Regions from separate parts of the Homo sapiens genome. Here regions 1 and 2 are each linked to region 3. Evidence: chromatin loops called from intact Hi-C (ENCODE). Cell type or tissue: endothelial cell of umbilical vein. All regions are shown on one strand. Region 1 has its middle 4.3 kb from the start of DHX40. Region 2 overlaps LINC01476 (long intergenic non-protein coding RNA 1476). Region 3 holds the start of LOC124904040 (a long non-coding RNA gene).

Region 1 (8,000 bases), 120 kb after region 3:
ATCTCCAAAAAAAAAAAAAAAAAAAAAAAGTTCAAGGAAGAAACCCAGCCACAGCAAAACAAAAACCAGTTGGATCCAGAGATGCCTGAGTTGGAGATGAACTTTGGAGATTTCTCCTCATTAGCATACTAAAAATCCACCCAGGAAGGAGCTATTCTCCATTTGTATGTAGAGGCGTGATCGCAGACTGGGCCTGAGCTGGCTCTACTCCACCTCTACATATGATAACTCAGCTAACCTGCCTAATAAAAGCCTTTTTATCACCTTTGTTTAGGGAGACACTGCTTTGGGGATTTATCCCCGATATCCTCCTTACTTATTGTAAGTAATAAAATCCCCTTGTTAAATCTTCCTTGGTTGTGGTATTGGACTGTCACTGGCTAAGTGATCAAACCCACCCATTGTGTGGGTAACAAAACTATACACTAAAACTATAACATTTGGAAATTATGCCCCAATAACCTGACCGCCCCCTCAAAAGCCTTCTCACAATGCTTTTCACAGATTTTTTTTTTTTGAGATGGAGTCTCGCACTTTCGCCCGGCTGGAGTGCAGTGCTGAGATCTTGGGGCTTTGCAACCTCTGCCTCTGGGGTTCAAGCGATTCTCATGCTTCAGCCTCCTGAATAGCGGGGATTACAGGCGCGCGACACATGCACAGCTAATTTTTGCATTTTTTTAGTAAAGACGGGGTTTCACCATATTGGTCAGGCTGGTTTGGAACTCCTGACCTCAGATGATCTACCTGCCTCAGCCTCCCAAAGTGGTGCTGGGATTATAGGTGCCAACCACCGCTGCTGGTCTTTCCTCAGATTTTAATGGTAATACTTGACAGAGCAGGAACATTGCCATCTTGGACAAGCACTGCTATTCTAAAGTTCCCCTTGATCAAAAACTGCCTAATCCAAAAGGCATCAGCCTAATGGCTAAGGTCAGCATGACCATAAACCGCAAATGACATCTCTGACCGGAAACCTTCCAACCATAAGATAAACCCCTCCCCGACTGGAGAGATGTCAGCCCCAAGATAACCTTCCCTCCAACCAGAGACATTCCAACCCCGCAATAAACTTCTCCCCGACACAGAAATATTACAAGCCTGTGATAAATTCTCTTGCCCTGAACTCTTAAATAATCTTAGTCTGTAAGAGAGGGCCCCTGACTGAAATCGGCCAAAAGCCCCTCTCAGGCTTATTCTCTAAAATAAACCTGTCTTTGACTGTTGAGCCGCTTTTAATGTTTCTTTCCTCTTTCTTTAATTCTTACAATACTTAAATATGTAAGCTCCTTTTTTTTCCTATGAAAAAATTGTATCATAACTGAGAAATCAATAAGGACAATAAAAATTAAGATATTAAAATAAGGCCAGGTGTGGTGGCTCACACCTGTAATCCCAGCACTTTGGGAGGCTGAGGCAGGTAGATCACTTGAGGTCAAGAGTTCCAGACCAACCTGGACAACATGACAAAACCCTGTCTCCACAAAAAATACAAAAATTAGCCGGGCCTGTTGGTGTACGCCTGTAGTCCCAGCTACTGGGGAGGCTGAGGCAGAAGAATTGCTTGAACCTGGGAGGTGGAGGTTGCAATTAGCCGAGATCTCACCACTGCATTCCAGCCTGGGTGACAGAGTGAGACTCCATCTCAAAAATAAATAAATAAATAAATAAATAAATATAAATAAAATGGAAAGAATTTGCAATACAAAATCTATGTGCCTTAAGGTAAGTCCTACTAAAGACATGCAGTAAATGTTTATTTATGTTTCAATCTGTTTCACTTTTTGATTTTATGAGTTAAATGTCAATGAAAAATTTTTTTCAGAGAAATAGTACTGTTTCATTTTTCTTTTAAATAATGTTGATCTGAAATTTCTCAAGTAAACCCAGCTTGCCACCTTCAGGTCACTGAAAGATTTACAGAGACTATAGTCAGAACACTAATACTGCATCTTTCTCAATAATCCATAATTAATAATATCTTGATCACTCTATTGTGCCTTTGTCAAATGCACTCTATCTAGAATCTTTCCCTAGCATTTACTGGAATCTTCCCAACTTTCAAAGCTCAGTTCAAATGTCACTAACTCCTAGAAGCCTTCACTGATCACTCTAGCTAGTTTTTCCTCCTCTAAATATTTTATTTCCTTGATTACTTGTAATCTCACTGAAGGTAATAACCATGTCCTACACATATTTTATGCCTCTGCGTGGCTATTAAAAAAGGTGCATATAAGAATTGTGCATTCTAGCTGGACGCGGTGGCTCATGCCTGTAATCCCAGCACTTTGGGAGGCGGAGGCAGGCGGATCACCTGAGGTCAGGAGTTTGAGACCAGCATGGCCAACATGGTGAAACCCCGTCTCTACTCAAAATAAAAAAATTAGCCAGGTGTGGTGGCAAGCGCCTGTAATCCCAGCTACTCAGGAGGTTGAGGCAGGAGAATTGCTTGAACCCGGGAGGCGGAGATTGCAGTGAGCTGAGATCATGCCATTGCACTCCAGCCTGGGTAACAAAGTGAGACTTTGTCTCAAAAAAAAAAAAAAAAAAAAAAAGAATTGTGCATTATAATATTTACTGAATGAACACATGAATGAATAAATAGGAAGCTAGAGTAAACATTGAGCTTTCACTTGGAAGAGGTCCCATTTTACTAGTAAATTAACGGGAATTCTACACATTTATTAAAGACTATATGCATACATATAAAAGCACAATTTTCATTGACAACTAGCAGTGTCTCAATCTCTATTAAGCTCTCAAACAATATTGTTGATGAATGATTTAATGACTATTTGGTGACTGGCTTTGTGATAACTACTCAAATCTTAATATCTAGACATTTAAAGAGAAGAAAGTGTGATGATATCTTTTACTTTTTTTTTTTTTTTGAGACAGTCTCACTCTGTCACCCAGGCTGGAGTGCAGTGGCATGATCTCAGCTCACTGCAACCTCTGCCTCCTGGGTTCAAGTGATTATCATGCCTCAGCCTCCTGAGTAAGCTGGGATCACCGGCGAGCGCCGCCACGGCTGGCTAACTTTTGTATTTTTTTGTAGAGATGGGGTTTTACCATGTCGGTCAGGCTTGTCTTGAACTCCTGGCCTCAGGCGATCTGCCCGCCTCGGCCTCCTAAAGTGCTGGGATTACAGGTGTGAGCCATAGCACCTGGCTGCTATTTTTTACTTTTGGACTGAACGTGAGATATTTCTCTTGTTTTGTGATATGGCCATACCATCTAATTATTTTCCTCTAAACCCCCAAGTTGCTAATATACTATAAGCTTATTAATAAAATATGTAACCGTGGCATGTAGTCCACCAATACATGACTCAGAAAAATTCCCAAATTTTTTGTCTAGTTCCATTTAGTTTAGGGCATGAGGTTTTCTTTCATGTTTACATTCTCTCTAGAATGAAGTTCCCCTCTCTCTCTTTCAAGGTCTACATGTATCCAGGACTACTAGATGAAAAACTGGTCATAGATGTTTGTTTCTGGTTTTTTAATGGAGAAGGGAATGGTCCACACTTGAGAATGGTTTATCTCCTTGAATTCCTTCCATTAGAATTTTCTTTCTTTCTTTTTTCTTTCTTTCCTTTTTTCTGAAACAGGGTCTCACTCTGTCACCCAGGCTGGTGTGCAGTGGCACCATCACAGCTCACACTGCAGTCTTGTCCTCCTGGGCTCAAGTGATCCCCCTGCCTCAGCCTCCCAAGTAGCTGGGAATACAGGCATGCACCTCCATGCCTGGCTAATTTTTGTATTTTTTGTAGAGATGAGTCTTGAGATGGGGTCTCACTATGTTGCGCAGGCTGGTCTCAAACTCCTGGTGTCAAGTAATCCTTCTGCCTTGGCCTCCCATCGTGTTGGGATTACAGGCATGAACCACCACATCTGGCCCCATTAGAACTTTCTAACAAAAGATGATCTTTCTCCTGCCCCCTAGAGGGCTGTTTATCCCTTCTGTCAGTCCTTCCTTTCTCATTATATCCTCTCCACTCTCTGCCCTCTGCCTAGGCCCAGCCTTATCCATCTGAGAGAGGAAGTAACCAGTAATTTGAGCATGCACAGAAGGCTCTGATTTGGGACCTCATGTCAGCAGTGTCTTTGGATTTTTGTTTCTGCTTTGTTGAGGGCTGAACAGGAAGATAGGCCCATGGGTTACCAGTGAGATAGAAAAAGGGGAGGAAAATACAGAGAAACAATCGGATTCACATTTTGGGATACAAATCCACCACAAATGCAAGTTTATAATACCTATGTGGGCTAAAAGTTTGTTCTCTCTCCTCCAGTCCTTTATCTTTCCTCAAAATGTGAACTTGGTATTTCTCCCTCATCAGTATCAGTTTCAACTCTCCTAAACAAATCTTCTAATTGTACCCCAATACTTTCATTGACCAAGTCTTCTCTTAATCACCACATACACACTGTAGTAGCGGCATCTTTTTCCAGCTATTCTTTTCTCTCCCTTTCATTTACCCTAGTTGATTCTAACCAGCCATCCCCAAGTGTATTAGGTACATTTTCAGTTTGCTCGCGAATTCTCATTTACTCACAATATGGCTTCTGTCTGCTTCCCTTTACCAAGACAAGTCTTGTTTTGGTCCAATTAATGAGCTTTTAAAAAATCCATGTAGCTTGATACCATTGCTCACTCCTTCTGTGAACAATTAGGTTCTGTTATTAATTAGGTTTGTACATATCACCATTTTTCTAGCATTTTAAACTTTCTGGTTCTGACTGTAATAATATCTTTGATAATTTTCCTTTTTTTTTTTTTTTGCTTTATTTACTCCTTTTAACCATCACAACAGTGGTCCTATACTTTTCTTTCTTTCCTGAAGATGATTTTAAAATTCCATTCCATTTTTGTAAATCTGTAATGTTGAGTCTCTTTTGGATGCTCTGAAACAGGTTGCTTGGATTGTGGAATATTTTGAAAGACTGCTTATGAGGCAATAGCAGCAGGGTGCAATTCAGACTTCTCACACTTCTTTAAATACCAGTTCTTTCAGGAGTTTTTTTTTTTTTTTGAGACAGAGTCTCACTCTGTTGTCCAGGCTGGAGTGCAGTGGTGAGATCTTGGCTCACTGCAACCACCACCTCCCGGGTTCAAGAGATTCTCCTCCATCAGCCTCCTAAGTAGCCGGGATTACAGGTGGCTACTACCACCCTAGGCTAATTTTTTGTATTTTTAGTAGAGATGGGGTTTCACCATGTTGGCCAGGCTGGTCTCAAACTCTCAACCTCAGGTGATCTGGCCACCTCAGTCTCCCAAAGTCCTGGGATTACAGGCCTGGTCTCAGGTTTTTAATGTAACCCAAAGATAAGAAATAGATTCAATGTCGTTAGGGACACTGACCTTTCTTCCCAGATTCAACCCATTTATTTTCTATTTTTACTCTGTACTTGAGTTTTGTTTGTCATTGTAATTTGTAAACTCACTGGGTAGGAAATAATTGTTGATCTTCTAATTTAGAATAGCCCCAAGCACATGGTTATCATGGTAACATGCTTTAAATGTCCTTGGTTATAAAATGAACAATGTTAAACATCACTTGAATTTTTCACTTTTATTTTTCTTCATTCTTTGCTTGCAGGTTTTATATTCTATACTCTCAATAGGTGGTTCTCATACAAGAATGGGGTCAGTTCTATTAGAGTTACAAACATTGGAAGAAAATACATTATTTTGGTACCAAAATCTAAATACTTCCATCTCCCAATGCAGTTTAGTGGTTATTAGTGTGACTTTGAATCTTGGCCCTCTTAGTTCTTTGTTTTGTCACCACAGGCAAGTTTCTAACACAAAAATTAGGGATAGTAATAACCTAACTGTATGAGTTTTTGTGAAAAATAGAGGAAATAATTTACAGTTGAAACCTGAACAAGGTGGGGTTAGGAGCACGAGCCTTTTGCACTGTAAAAATCTGCATATAACTCTTTTCTTTTTTTTTCTTGGAGACAGAGTCTCGCTGTCACCCAGGCTGGAGTGCAGTGGCGCGATCTTGGCTCACCCCAACTTCCGCCTCCCAGGTTCAAGTGGTTCTTCTGCCTCAGCCTCCCGAATAGCTAGGACTACAGGCACGCACCACCACACCCAGCTAATTTTTTTGTATTTTTAGGAGAGATGGGGTTTTGCCATGTTGCCCAGGCTGGTCTTGAACTCCTGAACTCAGGCAATCTGCCCACCTTGGCCTCCCAAAGTGCTAGGATTACAGGTGTGAGCCACTGCATTGGGCCAAAATCTGTATTACTTGACTCCCCAGAGCTTAACTGTTAATACCAACTATTGCCTGGAAGCCTTACCAATAACATAAACAGTTAATTAATACGTATTTTGTATATGTATTATATACTGTATTCTTAAAGCAAGCTAGAGAAAATAAAACATTAAGAAAATCATAAGAGAAAATATATTTACTATTCATTAAGTTTAAGTGGATCATCATAAAGGTTTCCATCCTGTTCAGTAGGCTGAAGAGAAGGAGGAGGAAGACAAAGGGTTGATCTTGCTATCTCCAGCTTAGCAGGTGCAGAAGAAAAAATCTGCCTACAAGTGGACCTGCGAAGTTCAAACCAGTATTGTTCAAGGGTCAACTGTATCAGAAAGATTTGACTACTATGAGCTAAGTGGTAATCATCATTGGTCTGAAATGATGATTTTTAGAAAGTGACTTTATTATATCACTGATAGAGATGCCCTATACTGAAATACTGAGATTACCAATACCTTGCCTGTACCACAAATGTATTTTTGCCATTTTGCTTTCTGTTTCTATAATATTTTGAATTCCTAACATGATCCAGAAGGCTGGGAGATGCTCCTAATGAAAGAGAGAAACCTGGAATGTTCTCCTATTTACCAGATTGCTTCCTCTCATACCCAGGTTTTGAGATATAAAGTTGTTACAAAGTTCCAACTTATTTGGTATCATTCAAAATCTGATGAGCTTGCATTTTAAGAAGTGTTGATCAGTTCCATTTAAAAGCAGTTGGTATGAGTTCACTTTATTTTTTGAGGTGGAATCTCGCTCTGTTGCCCAGGCTGGAGTGCAGTGGCATGATCTTGGCTCACTGCAACCCCTGCCTCCTAGGTTCAAGCGATTCTCCTGCCTCAGCCTCCCGAGTAGCTGGGATTATAGGCGCGTGCTACCACACCCGGCTAATTTTTTTTATTTTTTTATTTTTAATAGAGACGGGGTTTCACCATATTGGCCAGGCCGGTCTCGAACTCCTGATCTCAAGTGATTCATCTGTCCTGGCCCCCCAAGGTGCTGGCATTACAGGCATGAGCCACCATGCATGGCCATGACTTCACTTCAAATGAGCACAGAAAAATCTGGGGGCCCAACAACCTTATGGTACATCTTTTGAAGCCTGGTCAGACAAGAGGGTCTTTAGGTGATGGTGAAGTGACAGTTTTGAGTTGTCTTCTTTGGTAGTAAGTGTTGGCTAATTCTAACAGCAGGAACAATTGAGGAGTCCAACAAACAATCTTGTTCACATTGCAATGATTTTGTTACAGTTGACACTAATTTAAAAATTGGCAGGCTCTAGACCAGAAAGACCTGCCCCCAAAGTACCTTTTCTGAAAAAGTTGCCCTGCCTCAGATGCTGTGTATCTGTTGAACTTTTCAGCTACTGTGGTTTCCAAGGAATGCACCTCTATCAAAAATGAGCTTAATTCCTAAGGAAGTCAATTATTATTCCTCCATTCCAGCAAAGTCAACAAATATTGACAGCCCACCTTGAATCACTGTGCTGGGCCCTGGATGTAGCAGTGTTTTAATATTTCGACTCTTGTGGGGGGGGGCTTTACAATCTAGCTGGGCAGAAGAGGAAACATGCAAATAAATTAAAATGCAGGGTCCTATGAGGGAAATGAACAGCCTTGGTGACCTAAGTTTTGATAATAACATAACTAAAAGTTCGGCTCCACAACTCAGTAGCTGTGTGCCTTGGACAGGTCATATCAGATTAGGAAAGGTGAGAATGAGTTGA
Region 2 (8,000 bases), 81 kb after region 3:
AAGCCTTCTCTGCCTCCTTCTCTTTCTCTCTTCCCAGTATAGGTACCTCTCTTCTGTGCTTCTGAAATACCGTGAGCATCTAAACATATTGCATACGCGTATTATGTATTTATTTGTTTATGCTCATCGTTGCATATTATATGTTTATTTGTCTACTTCCTCCATTTCATTGTGAGCTCTTTGAAGGCAAAGAATGTGATATATTCTTTTTGTACACGTAGGAGTGAGCAAAGGCACATAAATGTCCAATAAATTTTTTTTGGAAGAGAGATTGAGAGAGAGAATACTATGTTTATTCTTTGAAACCATACTTTTTTTTTCTTCTAGGACAGGAAGCAGCTAAATCATACATTTCATTATCAGGACTTTTGACTGCTCTGAACTGATTTCAAGAAAAATGCCTTGTTTGAATCCAGTAGCTGATGTGGTTGAAAAGCACAAAAATATGCTCCTTTGTTAGTGCAAATTGATTCAATAATTCCATAGCTATCATCGGGATAAAGCACATTTAAGCCACATCGTTCACTGAGAACTTATGTGTTTTAAAGTGAAATTTTCAAGTCAGAATTTTAACAGAGAAAGGCAAAAATTTTTAAATATTGACTTCTAGAAGCTTGAATTCAATTAAGCTTGTTTTGCTAAGAATAATTTTTACTCAAAACTCATTAGTAAATGAAAAGAAACTCATTAGAAGATGTATATGTTGGCCGGGCGCGGTGGCTAATGCCTGTAATCCCAGCACTTTGGGAGGCCGAGGTGGGTGGATCACGAGGTCAGGAGTTCAAGACCAGCCTGGCCAAGATGGTGAAACCCTGCCTCTACTAAAAATACAAAAAATTAGCCGGGCGTGGTGGCGGGCACCTGTAATCCCAGCTACTCGGGAGGCTGAGGCAGGGAATTGCTTGAACCCGGGAGGTGCAGGTTGCAGTGAGCCAAGATCGCGTCACTGCACTCCAGCCTTGGCGACAGACCGAGACTCCGTCTCAAAAAAAAAAAAAAAAGATGCATATGTTATGTACATTTAAAAAATCTCCTAGAATGGAAAGCTATTACTTTTTATTTCACATGCATCATTTCTCTCATTTTAGTATGAAACATTTAAAAATATTTTCCATTTCATCTTTAATTTGACTTAGCCCTGATTTTGTAGACTTTCTCAACATTCTGTGATTATTGCATCAGGACGATGAAATATTTCAAAACAACTATTTTATAAAACAATTAAACTTCTGGAAAAATAACCCATGTTTTTCTTCCGTTATGTCACTTCAAATGTTCATTATTGAAAACTTTCTCAGTACTTTTAATGCTTACTAATCAATTATTTTACAATAATTTATTGAGAAAAAATTATTCTAAAGTATTACTCTAAAGCCTTGGGTAAAAAACATATTTGGATATTTGTGACAAGTAAAACAGAAATGCCAGGCTTCAAAACAGATTAGCTTTGGCAAAGAAACATCTTGCTGAATGTAGACATACAGTATCCTCTCTCTATAAGAACAACTTATGTTAGAATCTGTTGTTGCATATAAAAGTCTTATTTGAGTGGAAACTTGTACATCTGTCAAATGAAACTTTGTGGAAAAGATCAATTCATTTTAGGAAAATAAGTAAAATTAATATGCAGAAAAAATAGCTTTAAAAAAGCAGTGTACGTTCATTAGCAATTTGGATTCAGACAATTTGTCAAAGGAAGCTGCTACTTGTATTTATGAAACTGGGGCAAAATGTTGGCAGTCTTGTCGGGTCATTTTACTTGGAATCATGGACGGCTGAAGCAAAACAGGATCTTAGACATCATCTGGGTCAGGGGTACTCTACTTTCGTTACGCATGGGAGGATTACCTGAGAAGCTTTTTTTTTTTTTTTTTTTTTTTTTTTTTGAGACAGAGTCTTGCTCTTGTTGCCCAGGCTGGAGTGCAATGGCATAGTCTCAGCTCACTGCAAACTCCACCTCCGAGATTCAAGCAATTCTCCTGCCTCAGCCTCCTGAGTAGCTGGGATTACAGGCATGTGCCACCACGCCTGGCTAATTTTGTATTTTTAGTAGAGATGGGGTTTCTCCATGTTAGTCAGGCTGGTCTTGAACTCCTAACCTCAGGTGATTCACCCACTTCTGCCTCCCAAAATTCGGGGATTACAGGCGTGAGCCACCGTGCCTGGCTGAGAAGTTTTTTAAAAAGCCTGCACTCAGACCCTGACCCCTTGTTCCCCCTTTGTTCTCCCCAACTCAATTGGTTTGGCTTAGGGCTCAGAATCAGGGTTTTTTTGTTTTTGTTTTTTTAATTGTGGCAAAATATACAAAACATACAATTTACTATATTAATCATTTGTAAGTATACACTTCAGCGTTATTAAGTGCACTTACATTGTTGTGCAACCGTCACCACCACCCATCTCCAGAACTTCCTTCATTTTCCCAAATAGAAACTCCATACCCATTAATCAGTAACTCCCTATTCTCCCCTCCCCATCCCTTGACAGCCACCATTCTACTTCCTGTCTCTATGAATTCGACCGTGCTAGGTAGCGCATATAAATGGAATCATACACTATTTGTCCTTTTGCTTATGCTTATTTCACTTAGCATAATGTCTTCAAGACTCATCCATGTTGTAGTAAGTACCAGAATTTTCTTCCTCTGAAAAGGCAGAATAATATTCCATTGAATAGATAGATATACCACATTTTATTTATCCATTCATCTGTCGATGGACATTTTGATTATTTCCACTTTTTGGCTACAGTGAATAATGCCTCCATGAACATAGATGTCGGTTTGAATCCCTGCTCCCAATTTTTTTGGCCATATACCTAGAAGTGAAATTGCTGGATCATATGATAATCCTGTGTTTAATTTTTTGAGGAACTGACATAGTTTTCCACAGCAGCTTCACATTTTTACATTCCCATCAGCAATGCACAATGATTCCAATTTCTCAGCATCCTCTCCAACTTAAGTGAAATTTTAATCTTTATTTATGTAACCCTTGATAGTAAAAACTTTTCTAACCCTCTTATCTTTAATTATGCTGTATTTCTAAGTTGCATGGTCCTTTTATAGAGAGACAAGGTCTTGCTCGGTCATCCAGGCTGAAGTCCCGTGGTATGATCATAGCTCACTACAGCCTTGAACTCCTGGGTTTAAGAGATCCTTCTGCCTCAGCCTACCAAGTAGCTAGGACTACAGATATGCACCACCATGTCCATCTAATTTTTAAAAAAGAATTTCCTTAGAGGTGGGGTTTTGCTTTGTTGCCCAGGCTGGTCTGAAACTCCCAGCCTCAAGCGATCCTCCCACCTTGGACTCCAGAAGTGCTGGGATTACAGGCATGGGCCTCCGTGCCTGGCCACAAATATTTAAGTTCTTATTCTTCTATCTTCAACAGATACCTTCTTTGATTATAAAAGCAACACAATATATAATTATCAAAAACCTACAAGTCACATAATCTCCATTTTTCCAGGCTTCACCAAGTTGAGAGTACTCATGGGGCCATATTAACAGTAATACCCAAAAGTTGCTGGCTTTTACTCCCAGGCGAATCTTCTTTCCTTCTGCTCTGCCTTGCCACGTTCGGGGAAGTTCCCAGAAAATCTAAGCATGATTTGGGGGAAGAGTCACTGATGTAATTTCCTAGACAGCCACTGGAGGGCAGCAGCTCCCTCTCACCCCCGACCCCAGCCCTGAAGAGGATGCTGCCATCAGGCCCAGAGCATTCCTGAAGCAGCAAACTCTCAGTCATTGCATGGAAACTCTACAGAAACAGGGGGACTATCCCTCTTCCCAACTCTTGGTCACACGTTGTGACCTGGGTTTCGTAAAGTCCTATGTGGAAACAAGCACATGTCAGAGTCCAAGCTTAATAGCGGGTTGAGAATGTGATACACAACAGGATGACCCTGACAGCCTGCAGCTGGCGGCTATCTAGCGTTCCCTCACGCAAGATAAGCAGTTTTCACAGAATAACAACAATAATCAGACAAGGTCCCTCCGTAACCATGGTGGAACAAGACAATAACAAGATTGCAACTTACTCAATCTGAACATGAACACAGACAAAGACATTAAACAATCACGAAAATAACCAAATAGCCACCCTGATGTAGTCACACGAGTGACTCTAGCCTCCCAGGTAAAAATTAAGACACCCAATCATCAGGCCGGGTGCATTGGCTCATGCCTGTAATCCCAGCACTTTGGGAGGCTGAGGCAGGTGGATCACGAGGTCAAGAGATCGAGACCATCCTGGCCAACATGGTGAAACCCTTTCTCTACTAAAAATACAAACTAGCCGGGCGTGGTGGTGTGCACCTGTAGTCCCAGCTACTTGGGAGGTTGAGGCAGGAGAATCACTTGAACCTGGGAGGCAGAGGTTGCAGTGAGCCGAGATCACGCCACTTCACTCCAGCCTGGGCAACAGAGGAAGACTCCATCTCAAAAAAAAAAAAATTGCACTTTGGGGTTTGCAGCAACCTCTTGTTAGTATTTATCCTATCTAGTGGAGAATTTCTCTTTATTTTAACTACTGCCTGAAAGACACTGCTGTGATACATTAATTTTTAATGTAAGTAGGTGCATAGCTATAATGAAAACATCATAATAAATCTTCATACGTGCTGAGAAGATAATCTTGAAATCTATATTATATAAATATCGTCACTTCAATTTATTGTGTACAATTAATGAAGTTTAAAAATATAAGTTCTGAATAAAATTTACAGTATTCTGCTTTTCCTTTAAGAAGAAGGCTGAATTTATCGTGGACTTTTTTGGTATAGCTATTGTAGATAGGAGTTATTGTCAACTTTATGAGTCAGCTAAGTGAGAAACATATTAAATTATTTTTTTATTGACCTGAATTATCTTAATTGGCTCCATCAAACTCACCAAATATTCAACCCTCAAATTGGCTTTCCTATTCAGAAGATGAAAGCAAACACTGAGAGTAGTTTCTGTTAAAAATGCAATTCCATTTAAAATAAAAGCAGCTGTCTGTTAACTACCATGCCATCAAAATTAGGCTATCACTGCATGTAATTACTTTTAAAATGAAAATTAAAGTTTCAATTATTTTCTTTTATTCAGTGAGGTTAAAAGACATTTTCCCTCTCCAATTTTTAATGTATATTATTTAATAACGATAAATAGAAATGCCAAAATTTTTAAAGGATAAAATGAAGAATATTAAGCATCGTTTATTGTTGCCTAATATTAATAAACCTACTGAGCTTAAAATGTATTTGAGTTATTTCAAATGGAATCATTTTTCCTAGACTGTGTGCTCTCTGAGGGTAGGATAGTGTTTTGTTTCTCCACGGTTTCAAGTTTTATCCAGAAAAACAGGGTTGTCGAATATTCTGTATGAATTGTTTTTCGAACTTCAAGAAACTTCTTGTATGGCCACAAAAGTAATATCATCTATACACTTATAAGAAAATATTAATATATTTTAGTGAATTGAGTTGCATGTGTGGAGACAGATACAAACACACAATATTTTAGAAATAAACAAATCCGGCCAGGTGCGGTGGCTCATGCCTGTAATCCCAGTACTTTGGGAGGTTGAGGCAGACTGATCACCTGAGGTCAGGAGTTTGAGACGAGCAAGGCCAACATGGCAAAACCCTGTCTCTACTAAAAATACAAAAATTAGCCAAGCGTGGTGGCACATGCCTGTAATCCCAGCTACTTGGGAGGCTGAGGCAGGAGAATCACTTGAACCCAGGAGATGGAGGTTGCAGTGAGCCAAGATTGTGCCACTACACTCCAGCCTGGGTGACAGAGCGAGACTCTGTCTCAAAAACAAAAAACAAAAAACAAAAATCCGATGGAGCAGGGCTTCCCAGCCTTTCTCATGTCATGAGAAGAATATATATATATGAATGATAGTAGTTGAACAGCACATTGGGGTAAATTGACAAGACTGCTCTCAGCAGAAGGCAATAACCCAGGGCAGGCACTGCGCACCTGAGACATCCACCAGAACTCCCAAGAGTTTAAAGTGTTCAGAAATGTGCTCGAGCCAGCTCCTACCAGATCCCAAGAGCCAAATGTGTATATATCTTCCCCAATTTGCACTTAATGACAGCTTGCTGGTAGTCTGAAATTGTCCATGGTAGGAGTACTTACACCACGGAAATAAAACAATTATCGAATACAAGCTGGGCCCAACGGCTCACGTCTATAATCCCAGCGCTTTGGGAGGCTGAGGCAGGAGGATCACTTGAGCCCAGGAGTTTGAGGCCAGCCTGGGCAACATAGTAAGACTCTATCTCTAAAAAGTAAGATGAAATTAACAAATGCTACAAATCAAGCCTTTTTTTCCTGGAGAGCTGGTTGTTACACATGTACTTTCACCTTATTGACCCGAGGGAAGGGGTCCATACCTCAGGACATTTATAACTCGCTTGTGGCATACCTGTTGGGCAGCTCTGCAATAAAGTCTTGTTTTTTGTTTTGTTTTGTGGTTTTTTTTTACTCTCCAAATATAAGCGGTTTTTGTTTTTTGTTTGTTTGTTTTTTCAAGACAGAGTCTTGCTCTGTTGCCCAGGCTGGAGTGCACTGGTACTATCTCAGCTCATTGCAACCTCCGCCTCCTGGGTTCCAGCAATTCTCCTGCCTCAGCCTTCCAAGTAGCTGGGATTACAGGCGTGCACCACCATGCCTGGCTAATTTTTGTATTTTTAGTAGAGATGGGGTTTTGCCATGTTGACCAGGCTGGTCTCAAACTCCTGACTTCAAGTGATCCAACCACCTCAGCCACCCAAAGTGCCAAGATTACAGGTGTGAGCCACCGTGCCCGGCCCAAATATAAGTTGTTTTATACAAATCGTACCAGGCAGCTGCTCTGTAATTTGATTTTATTATGTAGAATAAAAATTTAAAGTCTGGGTGCAGTGGCTCACGTCTGCAGTCCCAGCACTTTGGGAGGCCAAGGTGGGCAGATCACCTGAGGTCAGGAGTTCAAGTCCAGCCTGGCCAACATGGCAAAACTCCGTCTCTGCTAAAAATACAAAAATAATTAGCCAGGCATGGTGGTGGGTGCCTGTAATCCCAGCTGTTTGGGAGGCTGAGGCAAGGGAATTGCTTGAATCCAGGAGGCAGAGGTTGCAGTGAGCCAAGATTGCGCCACTGCCCTCCAGCCTGGATGACAGATACTCAGTCTCAAAAAACAAACAAACAAAAATTTAAAACATTCTATGTCAAGCTTGAGTAAAATAAATTTTAGAGTAAATCCACCTTGAGGCTAGAACATCATGTGTAAACACTAGCAACTAACTATAGATAAGACAATATGGAGGGAGGAAAACCTCAGTGAAATTTAAGTTTCGCCCAATCACCTTACAAATGAAGCTCAATTCACAAGTCCCATAGTCTCAGACAGAGCTGTCAGTACATTCTTAGTTCTGTAGCCCCCTACATACAAGTGAGAAAGAAAGTTTTTATCATTAAAAAACAGAGACCAAAACAAATAAACAGGACAACAAAATGTAGAGGTATTGAGATAATGCAAGAAGTAAAATAAATAAATAATAAAACTGTTAAAGACGTCTTCAGAGAGATAAGAGAAGATACGCACTTATGAAATAATACAGAGCCCTTGGAAATTGAACATATAGCAGGAGCAAAAACTTTAATAAAGGAATTGGAAGATGAAATTGAAGACTCTTTTAGAAAGAAGAAAAAAAAGACAAGAAAGTGGAAATTGAAGAGAAAAAAAATAAGGAACCTATTGGATCACTGCAGAATGTCCAATACCTGCCTATAATGTGAAATCCTGCATGGCAAGGATTTTGTATGTTTGATCATTGCGTAGAATAGAACCAGACACACAGTAGGCCATCAATAAATAGTTCTGCAAGAAATCAATTTTCAGAGTGTAAGGATCCACTCAGAACAAGAATGGGGAAAGACTCATGCCAACACACACGATTGTGAAACTTCAGAACATCAGAGACAAAGGGATCTTCAAAGCCTCTGGAGAGGAGAAAAA
Region 3 (8,000 bases):
GGGCTCATGCAATCCTCTCGCCTCAGCCTCCAAAGGTGCTGGGATTACAGGCATGAGCCACCGTGCCCAGCCTGGGAGAACTCTTCTAAAGAACTATGTAAAGGGTATTATGTCCCCCCAAATGATCTGGAGTCTCATTTCCTGGTGTTACTTCAGGAAGCTGTGGGGTCAGCTCCCTTTGTGTGCTTTCCCTCAGGGGCCCAGTGGGCTGCTCTGACACTGTTCACTTCATCCCACTATTTCACCTCTGGGACAACTCTTTTGGTTGCCACATATGTGCAAGGATGAGAAGGATACAATCACACCACCTCATTTGGAAAATACACGCTGAGACTCTTGATTTCATCTTCTGTGGAATGACTTTTGCTTTGCAAACTAAATCTGGATGTTAAGACAGGGGAACAACCGCAAGTTCCCCATTTTCATGTTAACTCCTGGCCCTCAAGGATGATTAACTTTAGAAACTGAAAACGCATTTGGGCTAATCGTTTATGAGATCTGATTAAGAGCTTTACAGAGAAGATTTGCACCGCTGTTAAGAAAGGCTCTAGCAATTCAGGAGAATGCACATGTAAGGGATTTCCTTCCACCGGATTAGAAAGAAGAGCTAGAAAACACAGCTGAAGACACGAGAGAGGAAGAGGTGAAGACCTGCCTGTACGAATCCAAAGAAAAAAGTCTGTATGTGGGTGAACACATCTGAAGAAGTTCCATGAGAACCACTGACTAAAATGTAACGTGACTAAATAACGTGTGTGCAGCCACGTTAATGTGTGACGTGTGTAGCTGCAAGGATCTAGTGAAAGTCTGGGAATATGCATAAAAGAATTAAGTATTTGTAGGCCACTGTCTAGAATTTACAATTTGCCTCCTCCCAGATTTGTCCTGATCCGTCCACTTGCAATGCCCTTCTCTGTCTTTCCTTCTCCATTAATACATGCTTATCACCTTATTCAAGAGCCAAGGAGAATCTCACCACCTGCAGGAAGACTGCCCAGACTGACCCCTCTTAACTGTAATCATCCTTTTTTTTTTTTTTTCTTTTTTAAGACAGAATCTCACTCTGTCATCTAGGCTGGAGTGCACTGGCCCGATCTGGGCTCACTGCAACCTTCGCCTCCTGGGTTCAAGCAATTGTCCTGCCTCAGCCTCCAGAGTAGCTGAGATTACAGGTGCACACCACCATGCCTGGTTAATTTTTGTATTTTTAGTAGAGATGAGTTTTCACCATGTTAATCAGGCTGGTCTCAAACTCCTGGCCTCAAGTGATCTGCCTGCCTCCGCCTCTCAAAGTGCTGAGATTACAGGCCTGAGTCACCACACCTGGCCTCTTAACTGTAATCATTCTTTTAAATGCACCCTCTCCAAATGTGTGTGTCCTACATGTCCTAGGGGAGCCCACACGGCATTAACGGCATCTTTCTTAATGATCATTTTCATGCCACTTTCCATATGTGTGGTTTGTGTTCCTAAACCAGTCTACAAGCTCCTTGAGGTGGGGACTATTTGGGAGGAGAAAGGGTGTGGTTTGTTTGGTTGCTGTTGTTCTTGGCCTTTTCTCTTGGATATCCTAAAGCAGTGCTTCTTAAACTTTAACAAGCACATTAAATGCTTATTATTGTTACATATTATATGCTTATTAATGTTACCTGTTAAATATTTATTAATGCTAAATGCTTCTTACTAAAATGCAGAGCTGATTTAGTAGGAATGGGTTGGGCCTGAGATCCTGCATTTCTTTGTCTTTGTTTCTTCTCTCTCTTTCTTTCTTCCTTTTCTTTCCTTCCTTCCTTCGCTTTCTTTCTTTCCTTTTTTTTTTTTTTTTTTCTAAATGGAGTTTTGCTCTGTTGCCCAGGCTGGAGTGCAGTGGTGCAGTCACAGCTCACTGCAATCTCAAACTCCTGGGCTCAAGCAACCCTCCCACCTCAGCTTCTCAAAGGAGCTGAGACTATAGGCGTCTATCACCATGCCTGGCTAGATTCTGCATTGCCAACCTAAGTGCGGCTATTGGTTGGAGGACCACACTTTTGAGTGGCAAGGCTTTGTAATTCCCAGAATAGTGCTTCAACATAAACAAGCAAGACTTTTGGTAGTATTCTAGGAAAATTCCCTTCTGAGGCCCAAGCCCTTCAAGCAAATTCTACCTTGCAATAAGGCGTTTCCTCTTTGATCACTAGACTGCCCCCTAAATTAACTGCAGCCTGAGGACATGCTTTTGTTATAGTGCAGTTGTTTGAATTTGTGTTTAAATCTAGGAATACAGATAGTTTTACTAATGTAATTTGAGAAGATTGGTGAGTTATTTTGGGTATGCATGGCCTAGCCCTGCAATCCTAGGATTCTCTTGATAAGCGCCACAATTATACCAGCTGATCCCATAAAAAGGCAAAACAGTCTAGCCCGCATAGAGTGCTGACAGCTGTAACACCCCCTTCTGGACGAGGGGTCTTCGCTTTTCCCCCAGGTGGGTTAGGTAGCTGGAAGCAGACATAAAGCTTTTATTTTCCTGTGCCTGGTAAGTCTCTGTTTCCTGTGGAAAGTCCCACTTCATCAGAGGCAAAGAATTCTCTCTTAGTTTCACCTCTGAAGCTAGGAAAATTAGCCTTTAACCATACTAAATAGACTTCAATAAACGTTTTTCTATTTTCTTTTTAAATAGAGACAGGGTGTCCCTATGTTACCCAGGCTTGTCTCAAACACCTGGGCTCAAGTGATCCTCCCACCTCAGCCTCCCGAAGTGTCGGAATTACAGGCATGATCCTAGCCAATAAATGTTTTTTAACTGGGAGGGACAGACCAGAAGGATAAGCCGGCACTAATGAAACCAGAAAGACACTTGGCTGGACTCCTAGCATGACACCAGCAAGAGGAAAGTCAAGGCCAGATGCCATCGCTCACACCTGTAATTCTAACACCTCGGAGGCTGAGCTGGGAAGATCTCTTGAGGCCAAGAGTTTGAGACCAGCCTGAGCAACATGGCAAGACCACCCCCCTCCCCATCTCTACAAAAAGAGTAAAAAATTAGCCAGATCTGGTGGTGCATACCTGTAGTCCCAGCTACTTAGGAGGCTGAGGTGCTTGGGCCTGGGAGTTCAAGGCTGCAGTGAGCTATGATTGCCCCACTGCACCCCAGCCTGGGTGACAGAGCAAAACCCTGTCTCAAAAAAAAAAAAATAAATAAATAAAGGAGAGTCAAGTCTCTCAGGGCCTTGGTTTACTTATCTGTAAAATGAAGGTATTGGGCTAGAAGATTCCTAGCAGCCCTAACAGGTTAACTAACAGCCAACTTGGGAGAAAGGCAAAGAGACAAGAATTCCAACGCTGGCTACTTGACAGCACAATGTGACTGGAGTCTCTTGGCTGACTTGTATTCTCTCACTGGTCTCAGCCCAAATGCTTGCCCTGATATGGTACTAAGTTATCCCTTCCTAGAAAAGTTGGTGCCTCACATCCGCCTGCCTGTTGTAGAAAGACGTGAAAAGACACGCCCTGTGCTGCCACCTAGTGGTTCCTCTTCTATCAAGGCAGGGTAGACTCTTCCTTTCTGTTCTCCATCCACCGGCTATGAGGGTCTAACAGGAGAGACTAAAAATAATGCACTTCCAGGTGCCACCGCTTTAAGGGAATCAGGGACTATGACTAAGAACTACAAGGTCTTCTAAACTTTATAATTTCCTCCGTATTGTTATTTCCTGTCTGTTTCGCTGCAGCGATTAGCAGTAAAACTCTAAAAACAAAAATGACCAAGGTTGTTTTTAAGGTCAGCAAGGAAGCAGGGAACTGGGGAGAGACAGCACCCCAGGGTTTGAGGTAAACAACACCAGGAGATGGAGTGGGTGGAAGGAGCTGAATAGCGGAAAGGAAAGAGGGTGAAGTCCTCTGGCTTGTTTGAAAAAGGAAAGAGGGGGTGGGAGGATGAAGTTGCCTTTTAGCTGGAATGAAAGTCATCATCTTAATAGCATTGTCATTCTTTCCTGTTTTGTCTTTAGATGCACAAATCTGTTTTCAAGCCTGGAAAATGAAGCAAATGTGTGGTTTTCAGCTACTGTTGCAGTTCAGGGGCCTTTGTAGCAAATGATACTCCCCTAGACTAAGGATCCGAAATACAAATGTCTATAGAAAGGCCACGCAGATATCGTACTTGGATGGAGGCAGCCAGAGGTAAGGCTGTTGGGAGTGGTGGGGACTGTGGTAAACAGGAGAGTACTCACTCCATCTAAGGAAGCAGAAACAACCAGTCCCAGGTGATTATGGGCCTAACCAAACCGTGTACCCACATTGCTAGATCTTTCACATTTTCAGGAGAAGCTGGAAACTTGGATTATTATGTGAAGTCACCTTATTTTTAAATGTTGGCGGCTAATGTTGCTTAAAAACAAACAACAGTACTCTGAGCCAAATAAAACATATCAATGAGACATATTTAGCTCAAAGGCCAACTCTTTGAAAACATGAATACAGAGCATTTTGCAATCTGGAACGCTAAAGCACTAATATGATTTTTTCAAGGCATGTGGTCTTCTTCTGAATAACAAATGACAAGGCAACAAGCAAATACCAGGTAAACTGGGGAACTGCAAAATGCTTTGTGTTACGATTTGTTAAAATTGACTATTGTGCCTAGAAATTTATATAAAGAGCTAGTTTGTTAATTTTTCATGTCCAACTGGAAAGCTCTGATATATTCTTTCAATAAATCATGAAACATTTATTGAGCACCTAATATATGCAAAGTAAAGATAAATAGGCTGGGTGCCGTGGCTCACACCTGTAATCCCAGCAGTTTAGGAGGCTGAGGCGGGAGGATTGTTTGAGCCCAGGAGTTCGAGAAGAGCCTGGGCAACTCAGGAAGACTTCATCTCTTCATCTTCATCTTACAAAAAATTTTAAAAATTAGCTGGATGTGGTGGTGCATGCCTGTAGTTCCAGCCACTTGGGAGGCTGAGGCAGGAAGACTACTTGAGCCCAGGAGGTCAAGGCTGCAGTGAGCCATGATGGTGCCGTTGCACTCTAGCCTGGATGACAGAGCAAGACCCTGTCTTAAAAATAAATAAATAAATAAATAAATAAATAAATAAATAAATAGGCTGGGTGCCGTGGCTCACGCCTGTAATCCCAGCACTTTGGGAGGCTAAGGCAGGTGAATCACCTGAGGTCAGGTGATTAGCTGGGCATGGTGGTGGGCCCCTGTAATCCCAGCTACTCGGGAGGCTGAGGCAGGGAGAACTACTTGAACCCGGGAGGCGGAGGTTGCAGTGAGCTGAGATTGTGCCACTGCACTCCAGCCTGGGCAACAGAGTGAGACTGTCTCAAAAAAAAAAAATACATAAAATAAAATAAAAATAAAAAAATAAAAATTTAAAAAGATAAATAAAACTTTTCCTATAAAAAGTGTCAGATTGTATTTACTTTATTTCTTTTTTCTTTGTTTTTTGAGACACAGTCCCAGTCTGTCTCCCCAGCTGGAGTATAGTGGTACGTTCTCAGCTCACTGCAACCTCCACCTTCTGGGTTCAAGCGATTCTCCTGCCTCAGCCTTCTGAATAGCTGGGATTACAGGTGCCCACCACCACGCCCAGCTAATTTTTGTCTTTTTAGTAGAGACGGGGTTTCACCATGTTGGCCAGGCTGGTCTTGATCTCCTGACCTCGGGTGATCCACTTGCCTTGGCCTCCGAAAGTGCTGAGATTACAGGTATGAGCTATGATGCCCAGCCCAAATAGTAAGTATTTTAGGCTTTGAGGTCCATTCAGTCTCCATCACAACTATTCAGATCTGCCTTTGTAGTCACAAAGCAGTCTTAGCCAATACATAAACTAATGGATATGGCTGCGTTCTAATAAAACTTTATTTACAACAGGCAGCAGTCCAAATTTGGCCTGTAAGCCATAGTTTGCCAATCTCAGATGTAGAAGATTTAAGAGAGCTTGCAGCCTAATGCAACAGTTTTATTTTTAAATATTTACATGTTTATATTTTGCCTACTAAGACAAGGAATTAGAGTAATATTGCTATGGTTTTTACGTTATATTTTGGGTGACAACACTGATTTTTTTTTTTTTTTTTTTTTGATACAGGGTCTCACTTGTCACCCAGGCTGGAATGCAGTGGCTCCATCATGGCTCACTGCAGCCTCAACCTCCTGGACTCAAGCGATCCTCCCCTCAGGCTCCCAAGTAGCTGGGACTATAGGCATGCATCACCACGTCTGGCTAATTTTGTATTTTTTTGTAGAGACAGGGTTTCGCCGTGTTGCCCAGGCCGGTCTCAAACTTCTGGGCTCAATTGATCCTTCTGCCTCAGACTCCCATAGTGGTGGGTTTACAGGTGTGGGCCACCATGGCTGGCCAAAAACATCATATTTTTGACTACAATAGTTACTTCAGTGGAGTGGTTCGATTTCTCTGTGTTTTGGTTGGACTTGAATCTGTTGTGTGGCTCTCACCTGTAGTCCCAGCTACTCAGGAGGCTCAGGTGGGAGGATCGCTTGAGTCTAGGAGGCAGAGGTTGCAGTGAGCCAAGATTGTGCCACTGCACTCCAGCCTGGGTGGCAGAGCAAGACCCTGTCTCAAAAGAAAAAAAAAAAAAAGAAAAGCGGCCAGGCACGGTGATTCATGCCTGTAATCCCAGCACTTTGGGAGGCCAAGGAGGGCGGCTCACCAAAGATCAGGTGTTCGAGACCAGACTGGTCAACATGGTGAAACCCCGTCTCTACTGAAAAAAAAAAAAAAAAAAAAGCTGGGCATGGTGGCATGCACCTGTAGTCCCAGCAACTCAGGAGGCTGAGGCAGGAGCATTGCTTGAACCTGAGACATGGAGGCTGCAGTGAGCTAAGATTGTGCCACTGCACTCCAGCCTGGATCACAGAGACTCCGTCTCAAAAAAAAAAAAAAAAAAAGAGAAAAGAAAAGAAACTGTAGTGAAGAGGCAACATGAAGCTGAGTACACTTGATTGTTTCCAGAGTCCTAGAACTTCCTACCTGGAACTTTCAAAAATATGTTCTAAAGAGAGCAAATGAAGCAGTATATCATTTTATTTATTTATTTATTTATTCATTTATTTATTTATTTTGGAGACAGAGTCTTGCTCTGTCACCCAGGCTGGAGCACAATGGTGGGATCTTGGCTGACCGCAACCTCCACCTCCTGGGTTCCAGCGATCTTCCTGCCTCAGCCTCCCAGGTAGCTGGGACTACAGGCGCCCGCCACCATGCCTGGCTAATTTTTTGTATTTTTTAGTAGAGATGGGGTTTCACCGTGTTAGCCAGGATGGTCTTGATCTCCTGACCTCGTGATCCGCCCGTGTCAGCCTCCCAAAGTGCTGGGATTACAAGCGTGAGCCACCGCGCCCAGCAAAAATTTCTGAATAGGGATGCTTCCATTTGGCCTCATGACCCTTCCCTCTTCTTCCTGACCTAGAACACAGATGCAATAGCTTAGAGGTTCGGCAACCATTTTGTGACCGCAAGGACAAAAACAACAAACTAAGGATGGTGGAGTGGAGAGAAAGAGGAAGCTTTAATGATATCATTGAGCAGCATCACTAGCCCTGAGTGGAATACCTTTGGGTTTCTTATTACATGAGAAAAAATACAGTCCCCATGGAGTAAAACCATTATTATCTGGCTTTCTATTACCTGCAACCTAACCCTAAGCCTTTCTATTTGGGGCTATTTAGAGTTTCCTCCTATTTTCACAGTCCATCAACATTGCTCAGGAAATGAAAACGCAACAGCGATCTGGCATGCAATGCAGTTGTATTAACTCCCCCTCTTCCTGTGCCACTTTAAAAAGTTGAAGTTAACATTATTTAAAATCTTGTTACAAACTCAAATAACATATAAAGATCAAAATCCATTGAGTTTCTTAGGAAGAAGTCTTATTACAATACATCAACATCAAGTTCAAAGAAAATGTTCTGTAATACAGCTAAGAAAATCAAAGCGATTGTCAACAGATTTTTTTGAACTTGTTTTAGGTAGCAAACATTTTATGCCAAC

Evidence for each region. Peaks named below come from ENCODE experiments on the same cell type or tissue, not always from the same donor. Only the 100,000 strongest peaks of a DNase experiment are listed, where the experiment ranks them.
Region 1: a loop joins it to region 3, with 2.5 times the contacts of the local background. A loop is called at or near these places in 9 of 110 quality-filtered maps.
Region 2: it touches region 3 in a loop (2.1-fold over the local background); 3 of 110 quality-filtered maps call a loop at or near these places.

Annotation. Positions count from the first base shown.
Region 1 is chr17:59,557,263-59,565,262 of GRCh38, forward strand. No RefSeq gene overlaps it. Among named protein-coding and RNA genes, the nearest start is that of DHX40, 4.3 kb to the right of the region's middle. In endothelial cell of umbilical vein, CTCF peaks have their summits at 3,937 (motif pointing left) and 4,152; no DNase peak of the experiment used is centred here; H3K4me3 peaks cover 55 bases.
Region 2 is chr17:59,518,020-59,526,019 of GRCh38, forward strand. The region is part of intron 1 of LINC01476 (long intergenic non-protein coding RNA 1476); the gene reads right to left. Among named protein-coding and RNA genes, the nearest start is that of LINC01476, 4.8 kb to the right of the region's middle. In endothelial cell of umbilical vein, a CTCF peak has its summit at 3,648 (motif pointing right); a DNase peak (open chromatin) is centred at 3,652; H3K27me3 peaks cover 237 bases.
Region 3 is chr17:59,437,476-59,445,475 of GRCh38, forward strand. All of the region lies in intron 2 of LINC01476 (long intergenic non-protein coding RNA 1476), which reads right to left. LOC124904040 (a long non-coding RNA gene) reads left to right here and starts at 3,198. Exons shown (of 3, transcript XR_007065867.1): 1 at 3,198-3,653; 2 at 3,990-4,161. RefSeq lists enhancers at 3,221-3,330, 3,341-3,400 and a silencer at 5,429-5,634. In endothelial cell of umbilical vein, a CTCF peak has its summit at 3,508 (motif pointing left); DNase peaks (open chromatin) are centred at 2,536, 3,516 and 4,426; H3K27ac peaks cover 3,173 bases.